Linked DNA regions of Homo sapiens: region 2 is linked to region 1. The links are chromatin loops, found by intact Hi-C in ENCODE. Cell type or tissue: Caco-2. All regions are shown on one strand. Each heading gives the region's core, and the rest is flanking DNA. Links, peaks and the distances in the headings are about the cores only.

What was found. Hi-C counts contacts between places; a loop is a spot of excess contacts. Peaks named below come from ENCODE experiments on the same cell type or tissue, not always from the same donor. Only the 100,000 strongest peaks of a DNase experiment are listed, where the experiment ranks them.
Region 2: it touches region 1 in a loop (1.8-fold over the local background); 1 of 110 quality-filtered maps calls a loop at or near these places.

What each region holds. Positions count from the first base shown.
Region 1 is chr12:65,329,822-65,339,929 of GRCh38, reverse strand. The region is part of intron 4 of MSRB3 (methionine sulfoxide reductase B3); the gene reads right to left. Among named protein-coding and RNA genes, the nearest start is that of MSRB3, 56 kb to the right of the region's middle. In Caco-2, for the core only: no CTCF peak of the experiment used is centred there; a DNase peak (open chromatin) is centred at 4,329.
Region 2 is chr12:65,380,405-65,390,512 of GRCh38, reverse strand. All of the region lies in intron 5 of MSRB3 (methionine sulfoxide reductase B3), which reads right to left. Among named protein-coding and RNA genes, the nearest start is that of MSRB3, 110 kb to the right of the region's middle. In Caco-2, for the core only: no CTCF peak of the experiment used is centred there; no DNase peak of the experiment used is centred there.

The sequences.
Region 1 (10,108 bases), core at 889-8,888:
GAGAGGGTTCATCCTATCCTCTGATAGCCAGCTAGACTGGGGAAAGGAGGTGAAAGATCACCTTAATCAATTTGGGGACTGAGCTGACTGGAGGCTGGATTGCAGTTTTTGTTAAGTTTGGTCTATCTTTTGTTTGCCCCCATTACAGTGGTGTGCTGAAGCTTAGGAGAATCTATTGTTATCATTTAAGGAACCTGTTGAGCTAGCTGCTAAACATAGCCATTATTAAAAATAAATTACGTAAATTTATAATTAAATGAATTATATTAAAAACAAAGAAAATAAATATTCAAAATTCATCTCTTCCCAATTATTTAACTACACTTAACTACATTATTTACAACTGTCATATCTGTATTACAGAAATACTGTGTAATGGTGTTACCAAACATCTCTTCCCAACCCCACATTTAGTGATGTCATATCTGTACTTGAAATAGCCCACAGTGGAAGTATCTGCACCACAGAAATCAGAAAATACTAAAAGTCAGTGTTTGATTTATTATTTGTTGATTTAGAGCTAGATTTACCATTCTGTTGGTTGTCTAGATCAGCTGTTCTCAACAAGAGACAATTTTGCCCCAGGGAATATTTGAGAATGTCTGGAGGAATTTTTGTTTGTCACAAGTGCAGAAGAAGTGGGGACAATGCTACTGGCATCTAGTGGAAGGTCAGAGATGCTACTAAACATCCTACAATGTATAGGGCAGCTCCCCGCAACAAAGAATTGTCCATCCCAAAATGTAAATAGAGCTGAGGCTGAGAAACACCTTTCTGTTAGTATGTCTGCCTCTTAGCAGTATGTCTCTGTCTGGAATGTCTGGAATCTTTTTATTTTTATTTTTATTTTTTTGAGACAGAATCTTGCTCTGTCACCCAGGCTGGAATCCAGTGTCACAATCTTGGCTCACTGCAACCTCCGCCTCCCGGGTTCAAGCAATTCTCCTGCTTCAGCCTCCCAAGTAACTGGGACTACTGGTGCATGCCGCCACACCTGGCTAATTTCTTTTGTGTTTTAGTAGAGACAGGGTTTCACCATGTTGCCTAGGCTGGTCTCGAACTCCTGAGCTCAGGCAATCTGCCTACCTCAGCCTTCCAAAGTGCTAGAATTACAGGCATGAGCCACCGCGCCCAGCCTGGAATCTTTACCTCTCTTCTCATGCCTAGAATTGGCAAATGCCTGGAGGAAAAACGTGGACATTTTATCCCAATTTCTTTTATTGATTTTGTTGTTATTTTTCTAGCACTTTGAGATGAAGATTTAGTTTCATTATTTTTAATCGTTCTTATATTTGATAATAAAAAGGCTCGACTATGAATTTTTCTTCTAATGTAGCTTTGGGTGGTTGATCCTATTTTTTGTGACTTTTTGCTCTATTTACTGTTTTGTTGTTAAAGGTCCTAGCCATAGACGTCGTCATCACTCCCTTAGGTGAGACAGGTACAACTTTACAGTTGCAAGCAATGCTATTGTTGTAACAAGCATCTACCAAAAGTAAGTTCCAGGAGTAGTATATTAAAAACAAAGATAATAAATATTCAAAATTCACCACTTCCCAATTATTTAACTACATTTGACTACATTATTTACAACTGTCATATCTGTATTACAGAATACTGTGTAATGGTGCTACCAAACGTCCCTTCCCAAACCGACATTTAGTGATGTCATATCTGTACTTGAAATAGCCCACAGCAGAAGCATTTGCACCACAGAAATCAGAAAATACAAAAAAAAATTATTCAGAAAACATGGCAGGGAATTAATAATTATGGGAATCCAGTACCAAGTATCTATTTACATTTCCGCCATCTTAGTGTCAACTTGAATCATTTTCAGGCAGGTTATTGCTGTTATTCTTATCAGGATTAAACTGTATTTATTTAACAAATAGTCAAGTACCTAGGATTTGCAAAATCCAATGCCCGTGTAATGGAGTAGAGGTGGGGGCTACAAAAGCCCTATATCATAATCTATTATCTCAAAAAGTTCATAGTTTTGTTGGGGAGAGAGATTTGCAAATGACAAATGTATTAAAACTCTGAGTTACTCATGTAAGTTATATAATTTGGAGAATTTAAAATCCACACTAAAATATTTTTAAATTATTCAACAGAAACCAGAAATATTTTGGATGAGATGGATCACTGTGTCAAATAATATATTATAAAATATGCAATAATGTTGACATCAAAAGCCAGTTATACCGACTTAGTTTTGAGAACTTCAGATTTGCATGCTGTTTATGGCTTACTGTGTACATTTATTTAAAGTGGCAGTTTTCACAAATCTTACTTTATACTTCCAACTTTATATCTTTTCTAGCATGTTTCTGTGATCCTTTCCTTCGATACGGTAGGGTTATGAATTAGAAACAGTTGATGTTATTCTCACTATTAACAGCTGAAAAAAAATGAGATAGAAAGTTAAAATAACTTGACTATGGTTATGCAACAAATTTGTGCTGAAACTTTTTTTTTTTTTTTTTTTTTTTTTTTGATGTAGTCTCACTCTGTCACCAGGCTGGAGTACGGTGGTGTGATCTCGGCTCGCTGCCATCTCTATCTCCCGGGTTCAAGCGATTCTCCTGCCTCAGCCTCCCAAGTAGCTGAGACTACAGGCATGCATCACCATGCCCAGCTGATTTTTGGTTTTTTTTTGTTTTGTTTTGTTTTTTGTTTTTTTTGAGACGGAGTCTCGTTCTGTCGCCCAGGCGGGAGTGCTGTGGCGCGATCTCCGCTCACTGCAAGCTCCGCCTTCCGGGTTCACGCCATTCTCCTGCCTCAGCCTCCCGAGTAGCTGGGACTACAGGCGCCCGCCACTGCGCCCGGCTAATTTTTTGTATTTTTAGTAGAGATGAGGTTTCACCATGTTGGCCAGGATGGTCTTGATCTCTTGACCTCGTGATCCGCCCGCCTCAGCCGCCCAAAGTGCTGAGATTACAGGCGTGAGCCACCGCGCCCAGCCTCTGCTAAAACTTTTAAGACACGATGTTTCCAACTGGTGAGCTGGATGGCTTCTGTATCTTTGTTTGACAATGTTATGTGATGGGTTCTTTATCCACGTGTAAAACACACTGAAGATATCTATCTGATTAAAATTTGTGCAATTCTTAATAACTATTTTTCAATAAAAGAATTATTCATTTACAAAAAAAGCTTTGTGAATTACCTCTGAAGTACTTGCTAAAACTTGCACATTATTTTTTATAAACTGCCTTTAAGTAATTTCAAAGTTTGTAAACTGGAATAATATTAATTTTCTGATTCATGTTTATTCAAACAAGATAAATGTACATGAATTACAGTTAAAAGTTTTCCCTATTATGTTTCCCAGTTTATTCTAACTATCCATTCTAATTCACTGTGAAAAATGTAATCCATTTGGAAAATTAACTGAAGAACTAAGATTGTTATTTAGGTAATACGAGGCAAGGCAAGATTGTTCTTTCCTCACTTTCCTTTCCCCAAATAATACACATACACACACAACTTCACACACCTAGGTATTTTTGTATCTATTGCTTCAGTTCTTTTCCGTGTGTATATAACTTTTTAAAAAGAAAAATGCAGTTATAATTATCTTTGTATATTGTTATACTTTGAGTCATGCCTTGCGATAGTTTTCTAGTTTCTCAAATGGAGTTGTTCTTTCCTTTTCTTATGCCAAGCTTTTATGTTCTTTTCTTTCTTCTAAAGTCATGCTTTGGCTGTGTTTTTACTCCCTGTCTCAAGCAAGTCCTTTTCTTCCAATCCAGCTGTAGTTTTTCTCTGAGTTTTCAGTTGAGTTGAAGATAGAAAAGTAACTGTCTGTATTACAAATACTTTTCCTATAAATCATTGTATGGGGACAAGACAGGAAGGGTCAGTGGGCTGAGAGAAGTCAATTTTATATTCTCTTCAAAATAATATATTACTTACTCAGCTATAACACAACTTTAAGTAAGCCACCACTCAGAACTCTAGTTTATTTCAGAACAGTTTCTTTATACTGGAAAGCTTTCTTCGTTAAAGGATTTTGAATAAGGTGAGAGGCAATTCAAATCTTTTAAAATTCAAGTTAAATGTACTTCGTTAGAGGTTAAGAAACATTTTCTGGAATTATGAGCAATTTCCAGCTAGAGTTCCACAAAAGAAAGCTTAAGTTAAATTCATGTTACTCTCCATAACAGAATTCCACAGTGACTGAAATGGTTGTTAAATATCGTAAGGAGAGTTTTAAAAGGGTTGAGGAGACGGGATTTGAGTAGAGAGGAAAACGGGAAAACTCTTATCTTCTCACTGTGCTCTTACATCCTCCCCCGCCACACACACACACAAAATTGCATCACAGAGGGAAAAGTTCATGTTGAAAGTCTCTTTTAGTGGTGAACAGAATAGCATGCATGAAGTAGCACAGTTGAGTGAACTGTGTGTGGCACTGGACTGGAATTTTCTCAGTGAAAGGGCTTATGTTCTTAAAGAGCTGAAAAATGGCTTAAATTTTCTGGTAGCCTAGAATAAAATTGCACAGGAGGCTCATGTGAAATGTAGCATGTGTGAACAGTCTTGCAGCAGAGTTCCATTTGAAATGTAGCAACACAGCTGGAGCTGTGACTCATCACACTAATATCCACTGTTAACAGACAGACCCTGTCTAATAAAGCCTGTACTTTCTCACATTGTAAGGATTTTTTAGGCTGCTGTGATAGTATGATATGTTCCCAAAACTTGGACAGGCCACTTGTATTTAACATTTGTTGAATACCTGGCATATTCGAGGCATTTTTCTGCATTTAGTTTTTACACCTGTTTGGTGTTATTTACCCCATTTTACAGGTGATGAATCTGAGATCACACATCTGGCCTGATATTCAGCAGGCGCCACTAGCTGCTGTTAGTCAGTGCCTGTTCTGATTGTTTGATAAAGATGAAGGGACACAAAAATTTCCAGTAGTAAGATAGACATTTACAATAGTTCGTGTCAGTTGGCATCAATCTTCTCAAAAAATGTAGAGAGAGGATTTTTTTAAAGAAAAGATTAGTGAAAATTTGGAATGCAGCTATTTGAGAAAATGTGACAGGGAGTCAATAAGTGAAAATAAAATGACCTCCCAGTTTCAATTACTAAAATCCTGCCCACAAATCCAGCTGCTGCCCTAGCTCCCAGATGTTGAATGGCCTGATGACTTCCTGAACATTGGCTCCATTTTCTTGTCAGGATTCCAAGGGACTTCCCTAAGGACAGATAATAACCTGCCTGAAACTGAGTCCTTCTTGATGACCTGCCATGATGGATCTCATTACTTTTGGGCTAGCCCTTCCCACATTGAGACACTTTTCAACTTTCAACTTAAGTACTTAAGTACTGTGACAAACAGATTTTTCAAACAATTGAGAGATGTGTGTGTGTGTGTATGCATGTTTCTGTGTGTTCCATTTGTTCCAACGATGCTAAGTGAAATAACCAGAGTGACTAAAATAAAATATTAAAATTTCATTCTACTATAATTCTTTAACTTTCTTCTTTTTTAAATGTTTGAGTGCTACTATTCTAAATCCATTTGTATACTGGCTGTGTGATCTTCACAAGTTACTTATCCTCTCTCAGTTTCCTCATCTATAAAATGTGTTGCTGTGAAGATTAAATGAGTTCACATATATGAAGCACTAAGAACCATGCCTGACATATGGTAAGTGCTGTAGTAAGTGTTAGCTATTGTTTTAGCATTATTATCATTATCATTAGTGAACCTATAGAAAATGAGCTATTCAGTGGAAGGCCTGCTGAATAAGTGTATACAAAATATTAAAATGTCCTATGTGGTTCCTCAAGGTCTCAAACAAAATTATCAGAAGCTGATTGCACATGCATAGTGTTGAGGTTTATCCGCTAACAAGGAAAAAAAAGAGTTCCCACTGAGGCTGTTAATTAACATCCCTATTTCCTTCTTTTTCCAATCCCAGAATCTATCTTGTGCACTGTTATGGCTTACATCTCATTTTCATCACGCTATTACCTCACTATCTATCTAACAGAGTTCAGATATGCATGTGATCAACAACTACGTATTTGGTGATTATTATGTGCCGGGGCTATAAATATAAATATGACTAAGGTATGGCTTTGCCATTGTGAAATTCACTCCAAGAGGGTAGACAAGCACATAGACAGATAATTATAAAACAAAGTAGAAATTGCAATGATGGAAGCGCATTCAAAGTGCTATGGAGCAGAGATGAGGGACATTCACGTTCACACTAGAAGGATCAGATAGGGCTTTATGGAGGAAAAGATTCCAAGGCTTAAAAGATTTCTAGTAGGAATTTAGATGCCTTCTCTGGCATCCAAGGACTTCCTTAATTGGTCCCCTGTAACTCCCCAGCCATATTTCCCATTACTCCCAACATAACCCACCTTCCCACTCCTATTGGACTAGTGTTCCATATCCTTGAAAAATCCACTTTTGATTCTATCTCTGATTCCTCTTCTCATATGGTATTCTCTACTAGGCATCCTCCACCTGGGAAAAACTGAACCCCTCTCTTGGCCTGGTAAAGTGTGTTCTCATCTCCCCCAAGAAGTCTTGCCTGAGTTTGATGTAGTCATATTCCTTCCTATTACATACAAAAGCATTTCAAACAGGCACATTCAGAGAGACACTAGCATTATTTTGTCATATTTTATAATGGTTTGTTGTGTTTTTCTTACTATGCCAAAAAAGTAAGTACGTTGAGGAAAAAAATATTTCATAAATTTATTTTATTTATTCCACAATACCTAGGAAAGTGTCAACCAAAGCAAAATATAAATGGTCAAAAATACTTTCTGAATTATTTTCCCAGTGTTTTCTTTGGTTTATCTGATGTGCAATAAATTCACTTTATGAAGTTTTAAAAGTTCAAATAACCAGAAGAGAAAACATTCTTACTTCTGTCAGTTAATTTACTAACTGAAAGTCAGTAGTACTATATGAGAAATAAACTAGCTTGGTAAAATTTGTAAATGTGAAGAAAATGTGAACCATGGAATAAATTATACATTAGGTTTATAAGAAGGCTGTGAATGAGGTTCTTGTACTTGGTAAGCAGTAAGAAAGCAGTATATTGTTCAGAGAGGAAATGTATTTAGAGTACAAGTTTGAAAATGAAATGAGAATAATTGAATAGCCTTTTTTGTGAGGAAGTAAAATACACACAGCAGTCAAGTAAATGATGAGGATTATGCTCGTATATGCATGCACACACACATATACTTTAAGTGTGAATAAAATAACAGAAATAGCAGTGGGGGAAATGATCTTTTCTTTTTTTTATTATACTTTAAGTTCTGGGGTACATGTGCACAACGTGCAGGTTTGTTACATATGTATACATGTGCCATGTTGGTGTGCTGCACCCATTAACTTGTCATTTACATTAAATATATCTCCTAATGCTTTCCCTCCCCACTCACCCCACCCCACAACAGGCCCCGGTGTGATTAGATACTTGAAATTCAGCACTCTTCTTATTTCTTCTGTATTATCTATTTCCCTCCCACTAGTATTTCTCATACGGTTCCTCTAGTTAATCTGTTCTGTCTAGTTTTCTACCCTCACTCCTTTCTAACAAACGGAAACTCCACACACTTTTCATACACACACACACACACACACCTCAATTGTTTCCTACACTTTTGTTCAAAGCATAAAACCAATTACCTACAGGGCCCCTGATAGTGACATTAATTTACTAGACTAGTGAGTGGTTTTGAAACTTTTGCTCCTGAACCCCTAAAAGAATTTTGATATTAAAAAATAGACTTTGTGCTCAAATAAAGTTAGAGCCTCTCGCCTCTAAATCCATCTTCTTTGCCTGCTCTGCTAAAATGGGGCTGGGCCCTTTAAATACTTCTTTCTTTGTCAGCCAGCATGAGGTCTAACTTTGCCAGCTGAGGGCACAGGAGACAGACTCCAGGAGCAAAAGCCCTTTCCTTTCTGGTTTCAGGATGCTTGCTTAACAAGCTCCTCTAGTGCTTGCAGCATATTTCACATCCAGATCCCACAGCCCATGCAGTTTCTCTGCTTCCAGGCTTTTGCAATGTGGGCAGCTTCTCTAGTGCCAGGCTCCTGTTATGTGACTGGACTCTCCTGCACCCATCTCCTCCCGTGTACGCAGCTTTTCCAGCAACCAACTCCTGCAGAGCACACAGCTCCTTCTGCACCCAGCTTAGGTAGCATACTCTGCTTTCCAGCTACACGAGTGGCTTCTTCAGTGCCAGGTGCTGCTTTCTGTGCACAGCGATGAGCAGCACCCAGCGGCTAGCAGCTTCCCCTGGCGCTCCGCTCACATGGTTTGGTAGTGGAGCGCCTCCACTGAGATGCCCTGCAAACAGCTTTCCCCAGCATCCCAGAGGGTAAATTTCCAGCAAATTTCAGATTTCAGGAAAGCTCCAGCAAGTTGCACCATCATGGCACCATAACAACTTCTCTGCTGTTTAGTGGCAACAGCCATGCCCTCTCCAACAAGGTCTAGCCCTCAGCCCTGTGTGTACGGAGGGGTGCAGAGGATTCCTAGGGCTATCTATCTCAGTTCCTAGGAGTCATGATTGTTTCTTATGTCTGCTATTCCTGTATTCTTTAGAATTTCTTTTCATTTCTTACTACCCAATCCCTTATTACCACAATCCTCTCTTACAGTTCATAATTCTGTAAACCTTACTGTTCAAAATACTGTGTATTCTGTGTCCTGACTGGGTGCTGACTGATACATGCTTCCTCATATATTTAAATTAAGTTAAAATGTCTTATCAGAAATTTTTTAAATTGCAGAAGATTAATTTTCTGGTGTTTTGTGTACTTTACACATACGTAAAATGTAGATTTGACAAAACCTTAGAGATACATATTTAGATCACTGAGCAGATGAAGTCCACCATATAATTTACAAAGCCAGTCCTCACTGTCAAATTAATCAACCAAATCGGATGTATTCTGTGTCCGAAAAAAAGACTTCCAATTATTTCGTTTTTGTTCATTTGAATAAAGATATGAATACATGTTCTCATGGCAGCCTTCTCACTTAAGTAGGCTAGTAGAAAATGAATGGACAGTCAGCAGATGGAGAGACAGACAAGCAGGCAGACAGGGAGGTGGACTGTGCTGTGCCAGGAGCCTTGCCAAGGTGAAATACGATTTCACTATTTTTTACCAACACTTTTTTAACCTTGCTTTCGAGTCTCTTTAAAGTTGCCGAACTGTCATTTTGTTTGATGCCCTGGAGATTGTACCCCAGGGCAATACATGGTAAGATTTGGGCTGGGTGAAAGGTATGTCATCTTTTGTGAGGTGGGAGAAGGGTGGTCATGATAGAGGAGATGGGAGGAAGACGCAGCCAACCACAGACTCTCAGACATATCAGTTTCAGGAAAGTACACATACAGAAGTTGGCACTAGACCAATGAGCTACTCGACTACATTCTCCAGTGAAGGATACAGCAAGGAATTTTTCCCAAAATAGACAAGAAAGCAAGTAAAAAAGAAGCAAACAATTAAAAGAAGAAAAAAGTAGAATGAAAGTATTAAATCACATTCCTTATAAATGTGGAAAATAAAAGCTCTCCTTGTAAGCACAGAAGTAGATGAAATAGAGGCAATATCACATCAAATGTGAAACCTGACTCCCACTAGCATCTATGTTTGGATAAGGGTCTTGCTTTTAGGATTTGTGACTCAAAAATCTCACAAGGGTTAAACCCTTCATTTACAGTGGTTCTGTTTCTTATTTAAAACAGTAAGTTTTCTTTAGATCCCATACTTTAGTGAATCACATGGTAGGGAAGGGGATGGAGAATCTGAATCAAAAAGTAAAGGGGATGTGGCCAATTTTTACCATTTGGGATATTAACAAGTTTAACATGGCTCAGCAACTATCTTAAGTGTTATATCAACTATTATGACATAAGCTAAAGGTGTTGAAACATTATATACGGAGTGTGTTTTCTGAGAGGAAATGGGTGACAATTTGAAGGGTCGGTTTTTTAACAGAAGGAATACGTAAGAATTCAGAACAGATTCTCAACCAATGGTAATGTTCAATAAGGTTTGTGCAATGTAAGAAACATTTTTTTAATTTCAAGGAAACCACT
Region 2 (10,108 bases), core at 1,079-9,078, 50 kb before region 1:
TAATTTTTGAGTAAATATTCTTATAGTTGATGCAATTTGCATTTCTATGAGTAATAGTGAGGCTAAACTTTTGCAAATGCTTATTGGCCTTTAGTAATTCTTCAGTTTTCCTTTGATTTTTTTTTATTAGGTTATTCCTATGAATAAAAGAAAATACAAACAGCGTAGTGTACTGAGAACCTTAATTCCAGTGGAAAGAGGAGATAAGAGTTAGAAGAGGACAAAGCTGAAGGAGTTGCGTTTGGGGTTTTGTTTGATTTTCTTTTTAAGACAGTATGACTTGAGTTTATCTTCAGGCTGTAGGGAAGAAGTAAGCAGAATTAAAGAGCTTCAGGAATTAGAGTAAATGACTGATGGAGTAACATCCCAAAGGAGAGAGTTGAGATGACTACTTTGAACTAGAAAAGAGGACATCTCTTCCTCCAAGCATATAGAAAGGAGGTTCAGTGTAGATATAAACGTTTGTTAGTTTCAGGAAAGAAAAGCTCAAGCTTCATAGTGTTAAATTTCTCTATGAAATAGGAGGCAAGATGATTGTTCAAAAAGAAAATGGTGGTAGAAAAGGGGATTTGAGAAAAGTGATAAAGACACAGAAGGACTGCAGAATAGTGCCAAGGGGCAACCTGAAATTGAAGACCATAAATCTTTAGTGGCAATTATCCCATAATTATACTCTTTCCTCCAGCAGGGCCATGCAGCCTGTGTGAAGGAGCTACAACTGAAAGCAGATGGTTGAGGATTTTTCCGGGGAATTTAGCATAAGGAAAACAAATCCAGGACCCAGAGAGCACTGGCAAAGGTGAAAAATGGTCACCATAGAGTCTAGGATGGATGGGCAGGGAAGTAAAATGATGAAGTACATAACAGACTGGGAAGAAAGGGAAGGGATCGGGACATGGAGGTTGAAGACACTCAGTTGTTGATTGGACGGTCCACATGGTCACTGAAATCACACGTGAGGATAGCAAGAATTAGAGTGGAAAACTAAAATCCTCAATAAATGAAGGGCATTACCAGGGAGCTAATAAATCACAGCAATGATGAAAGTTAATAAGTGGCTGTGTAAGGAGTTCTTACATGAGAAAGGAAAAGTGAGGTTCTGAAGGAGGTAATGAAGAGTTATTGCTTGTACTCTTGCAGCTGCAAGAGGGACCTTGGGAGAGAAACAAGTCTCAATTAAAAAAAAATGAAGAAAACATTTTGTGAAGAGATTTGAGGATAAAAAAGAATGTATTTACAATGGAATCACAGCTCCAAAGAGCACAGTAGAAATGACTGTGAGGATAGTAAGAAAGAATCATGCATAGGAAGCTATGGGGTAATATAAGGGCAGGAGAGAGGAACACCACAGGATGGTTATGTACAGTTGAAGGGTGAGACTTCTGCAGAGCACATTTTGCTGGATACTCCACACAATGCTGATCAATTTACCCATAACAATGAAGACATGAAAAAGGGCATGGCCCCAGATATGTCATTAACATCATTATTTACGAGGAGGAAGAAGCCATCCCTTAAGAGCTCATGGATTAATAAACAAGGTAGAAGAAAAGAGGGAGGCATATTTGTACCAGTGCTCTCTTGCTTTTTGCTCACAATATTCAAATTAAAAAGCTTTTCTCTTCTCTTCTCTTCTTTTCTTTTGACAGGGTCTCACTCTGTCACCCAGGCTAGAGTGCAGCGAACGATCATGGCGCACTGCAGCCTTGACCTCCCTGGGCTCAGGTGATCCTCCCACCTCAGCCTTCTGAGTAACTGGGACTACAGGCACCCACCACCATGTCTGGCTAATTTTTGTATGTTCTTGGAGAGACGGGTTCTCACTATGTTGCCCAGGCTGGTCTTGAACTCCTGGGCTCAAGCCATCCGCCACCTCAGGCCCCCAAAGTGCTAGGATTACAGGCATGAGGCACTGCGCTTGGCTTCTTTTCTTTTATAAAAGTGCCTGGATAAAAAGCTGCTCAATTTAGTTGAATTACACAAGTGGATTTAGATAAAATAATCATTAATTTCTCAAACTATTTCAAGAACCATTTTGAGATAACACTGAAACACAGTCCCATCTGATAAAGTGGTGCACTCTGGGCAGTGCACAAGGAACCTGGTGGAAGAAACAAGTGGGAGCTGAACTCCGGATCCTGTTCCCCTCACTGCCAGGGCTGTGTACCTGCCTTGACCCACAGGAGTCATTTAGCTGCAGTGTGGGCAGGGGTGTGGGGGTGGGAAGGAGAGGACCCTTTTTCTCATTCATTGGCCCAAACACAACGTCATTTTCTGGTGGACACAAAAGCACTGTAGAGAATAACAGAGACCCTTCCTAAATATACAAATAATCTAGGGGAATGTATTGTCAGTCTTAAAACATTTTTTTTTAAACTTGTTAAATATGTGAACTAATGTTTCTGGATTTCTTCAACAACAGTGAATGCTAATATTTTCCTAAAGAAATAGAAAGATTACAAATTATTAGTTTCTTTCTTAGTCTGTGTAACTAAATTTGATGATTCCATTTAGAACTCAGTCACATTCAAAAACACTTTCATCATATTTTTATACTCTTTGTTGTGAAGAACAATTTTCTTAGTATAAACCCTAAGTAAATACCATAAAAGAAAGAAAAGACTGACATACACTAATTACAATTATTTTTTATTTTTGTAGGAAAAAAAAATCAAGCAACCAACTGGGAAAATATTTCCAGCTTTATGTCTTATCAGCAGCAGCATCATTAATGTATACCAAGCACTTTGCTAAGTGATTTCACTCTATGTTATTTTATTTAATTCTCATAACATTGAGGTAGGCATTATAATTATAAATATTGTTTTACAAATGAGGAAATTGAAGCTCAGAGAGTTTATATTATATGCCCCAAGTTACATAGTGCTTAAAAGACAGAGCCAGGATTCAAATGATGGTCTGTCTGACTCAAGCCCTGCTCTTATTTCCAGCCTCACCAAAGAAAAATAAGTTAATAAGCAATTCACAAAGGAATTATAAACAGTCAATGTACATAAGAATAAAAATATTCAACCTCCCTAGTCATCAAAAATGCAAGTTAAAATAATGAGATTCTACTTTTTACCTATCAGATAGGCAAAGAAAATACAGATAGAAATATTCAGAGCTGGAAAGAAAAAAGATAATAGTAACACTCAGCGACTGTCAGTGTGTCCAAGGGGGAAAAAAAATACTACACACAGTGGTGAAAGGAGAAATTGGCACAATTTTTCTGGAAGGCTATTTCACAGTAAAAGTTAAAAGTCATAAAAATGTGTAGACTCTTTAGCCATTATTTGCATTGATTTTATATTTATTTATTCATGTTGCTGATTTTTTTATTTCCCCTTGTTCATTGCCTTTCATTCTCAAACTATATTCTTTGCTGTGTCAAACTTACTCCCTGAGTGTTTTTAAAATGAGATACTGCTGTTGTACTGTAATCCTGTCACCCATTAGCTCTACAATAGCCTTACATAAATAAACTCAGAATTGAAATAATGAGATAAGACCAAGAAATATCAGGATATATAGTCTATATTAAAGGTGCATGTATCTGTGTAACCAATAATTCTACCCTTTCACTTATGACAAAATTGACATGAAAGGTCTTTGCTACATTAGTCTTTGTAAACTACAAAAACAAAGTAAAATCCTGTGATCCTTTGAATTGCTCTAACATGTTGTTAACTAAGTATCCAGACATGGTAATAACATTTAAAAATTGATGCAATGTGTATTCTGATTTAATCAAAGATGATACTGTTTCTTTAAAATTTAATTTGTATGTATTTAATTTAAAAATACTACTCTTAAAGAAAAAAAAGAACCAGCAAGCTCAAATTTAAGCTACAACATGAAAAGATGCATATCTTAACACGCTAAACCAGGTATCTATTTAATATGTTCCTTCTCAATACTGGATATTTATTGCATGGAAAAGATGCCTATGAAGTATTTGTTTAAGTGTATTTTTAACCATATGATACCTAACAAATTCCTTCTTTTCTCCAAGAGAAAAATTTTAGAAAATGAGTTATAAACTAAATTTAAAGCATACCTATAAAAAAGTTTATCATTCAAAAGAAAAAAGAGTCCACCCTTAATGGAAGCAACATAAAGATCCCAGAATCATGTAAGTTCTCTTTACCAATAACTACTCTTAAAGAATACATGTGTAATGGTGTGTCTTCTGCCTCTAATCCTTTCTGATATCATGAGAGTTGTAAATAAACAATCTGCATATAAAATAACCCAGATATTTGCTATCTAGAACCATTTCTGAAAGAATAGCCAAAGAAGAACTACAGCACAATGAAAAATAAGTCTAAAAAAGGTAAAGACAGGATACAAGAAACAGTAATGAGTAAATAAATAGGTAAAATTAAATAGTTAAGTTTAAACAGGAGTTAACAATGATGCTGTAATGCTTAATGGAATTCTTAAAAAATGATTTTTAAGTAAGTAGAGGCATAATGGGAAACATGCAGGGGTCAGAGACAAAAGTGTACTAAAGTTCTCATGCTGAAATGAAGGAAGTTATAGATATTAATTAATTCCCAATATTTACAGAAAAAATACAAGGTCAAATATGTTTGTTAGAATTAGATGGTAGACAGAATAAACAGAAATAGTATATTTAACATATACCTAGAAGTTTTCTTAAAAGGGCAAAACTTTAATCCAACTAAAGGAAAGAAAAAGACCACAAGGAGGCATAATAAAGAGGAAACAAGATGGCAGAAGTAACACCAAATATATTAGTTTTCACAATAAATATAAGTAAGCAAATGTAAGCAATTAAAAATTAATTCATTTTAATTTTTTTAGTGCTGGGGATAAAAGTAACAGATAAATTTAACGGGCCTCTGTCCCAAAAGAATTCACAGCGTAGCAAATTAAAGAAAGCTATTTTATTTAATTTTGTGGGAGTTTAAATTTAGAAATAATGAAAATTAAAAGCAGATATAATTAAGAGAAGGTAATACATTCTTTTTCCCATACTGGAATTATAAATTCATACATATGGCTTTCCAGAAAATGGTGCTATAAGATATCTAATTAAAGATTAGCTTCAGATTTCTGTCAGAAATCAATACCAGTTTTCCTAACTATGAAAATAGGAATGAATAAATACGCAAATAATAATGAAAATTAAGAGGTGCTGTAACAATGTCGGGTGGCATTGAAGTGATTCCCCTAAGCAGAAACAATCAGAAAAATGTAACCAATTTTTAAAGGGATTTAATAACAGTTCATATAATTTGCCACATATTTTTGCTTTGGTCTTATCCATCCTCCTCCTTCTCCCACCAAATAAAACCCATATCGCTATCCTTTCGGAGACAGGCTGATGTATTTGTTTAAGATGAATGGTATCTTTAGACAAAACAGACTTCCTTCTATTTGCTGTTTTATGTAGTATTTACACATAACCTCAGTGAAGGAGAAAAATGAGGGATTAAAAAGACTTCCTCTAGGTAAATATGACAGAGATTGAATACACATCATTATCTTTGGATAAAAAAGACAGAGCCACTAGAATCAATGGGCAAAACTCCAACATTAATACTTATACATGCCACCTATTTATGCACTTAGAAAACATTTAGAGTTAAACTTTCTAAAATGGCCTGTTTCCAAATGATGAAGATCTGCCTAGCTGTAAGAATAAATTTTAAAAAATTACACACTGACTGAAGTGTTACCCTAATTGAAAACATAATCTTAGATCTTTTATGTTAAACCTAGTAAATATTAACACTTTAATGAATGTATTTAAGAATATCACAAAAGCTATATTTCAGTTAAAATTTGTTTTACATTTATGCTATTTTTGGCTAAAAAGAAGGCACAATTTGATAAGGTAAAACACGACTTCAAGAGGATTATGAATGATATATTTTTCCTATAATATTTTACTAGTTGTAAATTTTAGGGTAGAAACTTAAGATAGAGGTCATTAAAAACAGAATGTGAAAATATTTTAATCTTCTTCAGTCATTAATCATGTCATTTTTACCAGATTGCCCTGCTAAGTTATTTGAAACAGATTAAAACATTTTCTAAACCACAGCTTTCCTGTTTCTGATCATCCTATATAAAGCCATCCTGTTGACTCTTAGTAACAAATGTAGATAACAGATAAATATAGAAGCTTTCATCTTTTTGTTACATAGACTCATTACTTGTATGGTGACACATAATAGATATCAAAATTCATATGAATTGGGAAATATCTTTCGAAAAAATCATGCCAAAAGAGGAAAATTATTAAATCTACCAGTAAGAAGAATAAAATAGAAAAGGCAGTTCCTATCAATCTTTTTATAAAAGATATAATGTCCTTTGAATTTCTACAAAATAAATTAAAGTACTTTGAAAATGCATAAAATATTATTTCTTTAAAACTGGTTACAAAATAGGGATTACATTTAATCACATTTAAGAATATAATCTGTCTTTAAACATTTCCCTCAAAATATACAGCCATGTATAGTAAATAATAAAGCTGATTGTTATCGAGCAGCATATCTCTACATTTAAAATAATTCAGCCGGGGGCAGTGGCTCACGCCTGTAATCCCAACACTTTGGGAGGCCGAGGCGGGTGGATCACCTGAGTTCAGGAGTTCGAGACCAGCCTGGCCAACATGGCGAAACCCCATCTCTACAAAAATACAAAAATTAGTCGGGTGTGGGGGCACATGCCTATAATCCCAGCTACTTGGGAGCTGAGGCAGGAAAATCACTTGAACCAGGGAGGCGGAGGTTGGAGTGAGCCGAGATCATGCCACTGCACTCTAGCCCAGGCGACAGAGTGAGACTCCATCTCAAAAAAAAAAAAAAAAAATTCTACTAACAATGCATCTCTTTGTTCATTTATGTGATTTCCTACTTTAGATAAAAACATCCATTTATTGTTACCCATACCACCAAGAAATTTACAAATACTAAAATACTGTGAACAGTAAATAGCTGTTGAATCAACACTTAAATTAATGGCATAATTAAAGTGACACTGGGATCTGTGATTACTTTTTCCTTAGGTATGTGTAGGCATGCAAGCAAAAAATAATCAAAAGTCTCCCCTGGCCTTGTTAACTACAAAATAAACAGGCTTCAGAAAGAGGCAATCTTCTTTCATACTTATCACAATCATGAAAGACTACCCTACCATTAGTATATTTCTACACCAAGAGTTATTTCTGCTAGGCACTAAACTATTTTACAAATTTTACAGCTAGCTTGTTCAAGGCAATGCACAAAGCTCAATCAGAGTGTGTGATCAACAAACATTTGTGAAATTGAGCACGGGTAAATTAAAATTACAAATTCATGAAATCACATTCATTTTGACGTTAAAATTTCCTTTTTGATTTGTACATTTGATCATAAAAATTTATATCATTTTAATAAAAAATCATAATGTACATATAGTTCTATGAAGTTGCTTCCATATTTGACATAACTATATTTGCTAGTTATAAAATTCTTAAATTGCATAAAATGCATACTAATTTTGCAAAGAAAACTTTTGGAAAAAAATCATATTTCATCATAAATAAATTTAACCTGATTTTAAAACGTTTGGGAGGAAATTTTTATTCACATATATATCCATATATACACACATATATGCATGTATATATATACACGTGTGTGGTGGGGGTGTGTGTATAACATATATGCTGGAAATTATAGGCAATTCTAAGTTCTAGATATGTAGTATTCTTCTACAACCCTGAAAAAATAAAACCATATAGCTAGAAAAAATAAATATATTAGTACATTACTTAAAACAACAAAAAAAGCCCCAACAAATCTAATAAATCAGTAAAAGCCACATATCATCACAATATTTCAAGGGATACTGCTAACTAAACAGGTGGTCGTGATGAAAAAAAATTGAATAAATTCCTAAGTAGTATAATTGAAAAAGCAAATATGTAGATAAAAAGTGATATCAAACAAGCCACAAAATACAAGAAATTTAAACAAATTCCTAAAAAGATAATTCTACTGTATAAATTTAAATGAATTTTAATGCCACTTTCATTCACACTGTAAAAATGTATTTTACTATTACTATATAACAACACAGGGGAAAATAATTTTAATAGACTATTCTAACATAGAAATAAATTTAAATCTAAGAATAAAACTCCAAAGTCTATTTTTGATTGACTGGGGAGGACCTGAGGGTTACTATTTTTGGTAGAAAAACCACTGATAGGCCATAAAACTTGAATCTTTACATTGTTGTTTTGTGTTCCTATGTTCTGCCACAAAATATTTTTGTTGTCATTAAATTTTCTTGTCTCTTTTATCTCTCACCATCTACATATAGCCTTCCATCCACAATGTGAATCATTTAGATGCAAGGTAATATGGTAATATATAGACAGATTTTGTGAAGAAAGGGATGATATTTGTTAGCGTCAAATATTTCACATTGGTTGGAAATGGCAAAACATTATTCTATATGTCATTCATTCACTTATGACTTATTCAATAAACATTATTACATGCTATTGTGTGAAAATATAATGTCAATTATACATCTTAAATATATATCAATTAAGTATGTCTTTAATATTAACAAAAACAAAAGTACAAGTATAATAGAAGTTTACTAATTTGCAACATCGAATACAATATAGGCCATATGGCTATTTAAGTTCTTAATTAAGGAATAATACTTGAATATCTAAAACATAGATATTCAAAATTCACTAAGACTAGCAATCATTAAGCAAAAATTTACTTTAAATGTGTTAATTTTTTACTCCTATCCTGGGAAATTAATGAAAAATCAAAAGAACCTCTTATAAAATGTTCTTAGGATAGTTCTATAACACAAAAGACTCGAAGAAAAATTTATCAAGACATAAGAACTAAAAAGTCATTATCATTTTAAAGGATTTTTACTAGAATATTTTGATACTATAAGCAAATAACTGATAGTTTTGCTACATTTGTACATGTTCCTTAATAAATAAAATACTTTCATACTGGAGCAAGATGTTAAAAATCTTAAGCCTGCAACCAAGTAATGTGCTATAGCAAAATTTTCTACACATTGCAGTTGAATGTAGCTTATTTCTGCCCAGGAATGAGCAAGATATCTCAATTATAATGAATAGCCAAACAATCCTTGTTCTGCTGCCCAAAGAAGGTGACCATGATCATCGATTCATTCCAATTTATAAATATCTATCAGTACAAGGTAAGTACTTTCACCTCCTGTCAAAACCATAGTAAACTGTATTAATTGTATTATGTTAATTTTGATCTATGTTAAAAATAAAGCCTTAGTCTAAAACAAATTATTATAAATTCTCTAGAACCAGTTAACTCTTCCTTATCATTTCTTTGCAACAAATCCTTCATGAATATCTTTCTCAGCAGGAAATTTAATGCTGGGGGAATAAATGCATGTTATTTTAATTAAAATTCTTACAGTACCTTCAAAATCTATTTCTCAACAGACTACTGAATCCGAGTAACTACTTGGAGGGGGAGAAAATTTCTGCAACTACATGTGACTGTGTGAGCAAGTATGTCATGTGGGAATAGGGTGTATGACTAAAAAAGCATAAAACATTGTTTTCATCCCATCAACTCATATTATAGGTTTTTATACTGCATATTGGTTAAGACTCTCGAATCGGACTACTTAGGATCAAATCCCAGTTCTGTCACTTACTAGCTATGTGACCTTGGGCAAATATCTAAACTTCCTGTGCTTTGGTCTATTCATTTATAAGATGGGAATAATAATGTATGGTCTATGCAAATTAGATGAGTTAATAAATATTAAACACTTAGTACAGAGCATATTACATATTAGGCAGAAAATCAATTTTGTAATTGTTTTGCTGTCATTGTCGTTATTATTATTGGCCACAGAGTTAAGTACCAATTCTTTTTCTTTTTGAGACAAGGTCTCACTCTGTCACCTAGGCTGGAGTACAGTGGTGCGATCTTGGCTCACTGCAGCCTCCACCTCCCGGGTTCAAGCAATTCTCCACCTCAGCTTCCCAAGTAGCTGGGATTACAGGGGTGCACCACCACACCTGGTTAATTTTTGCATTTTTAGTAGAGAT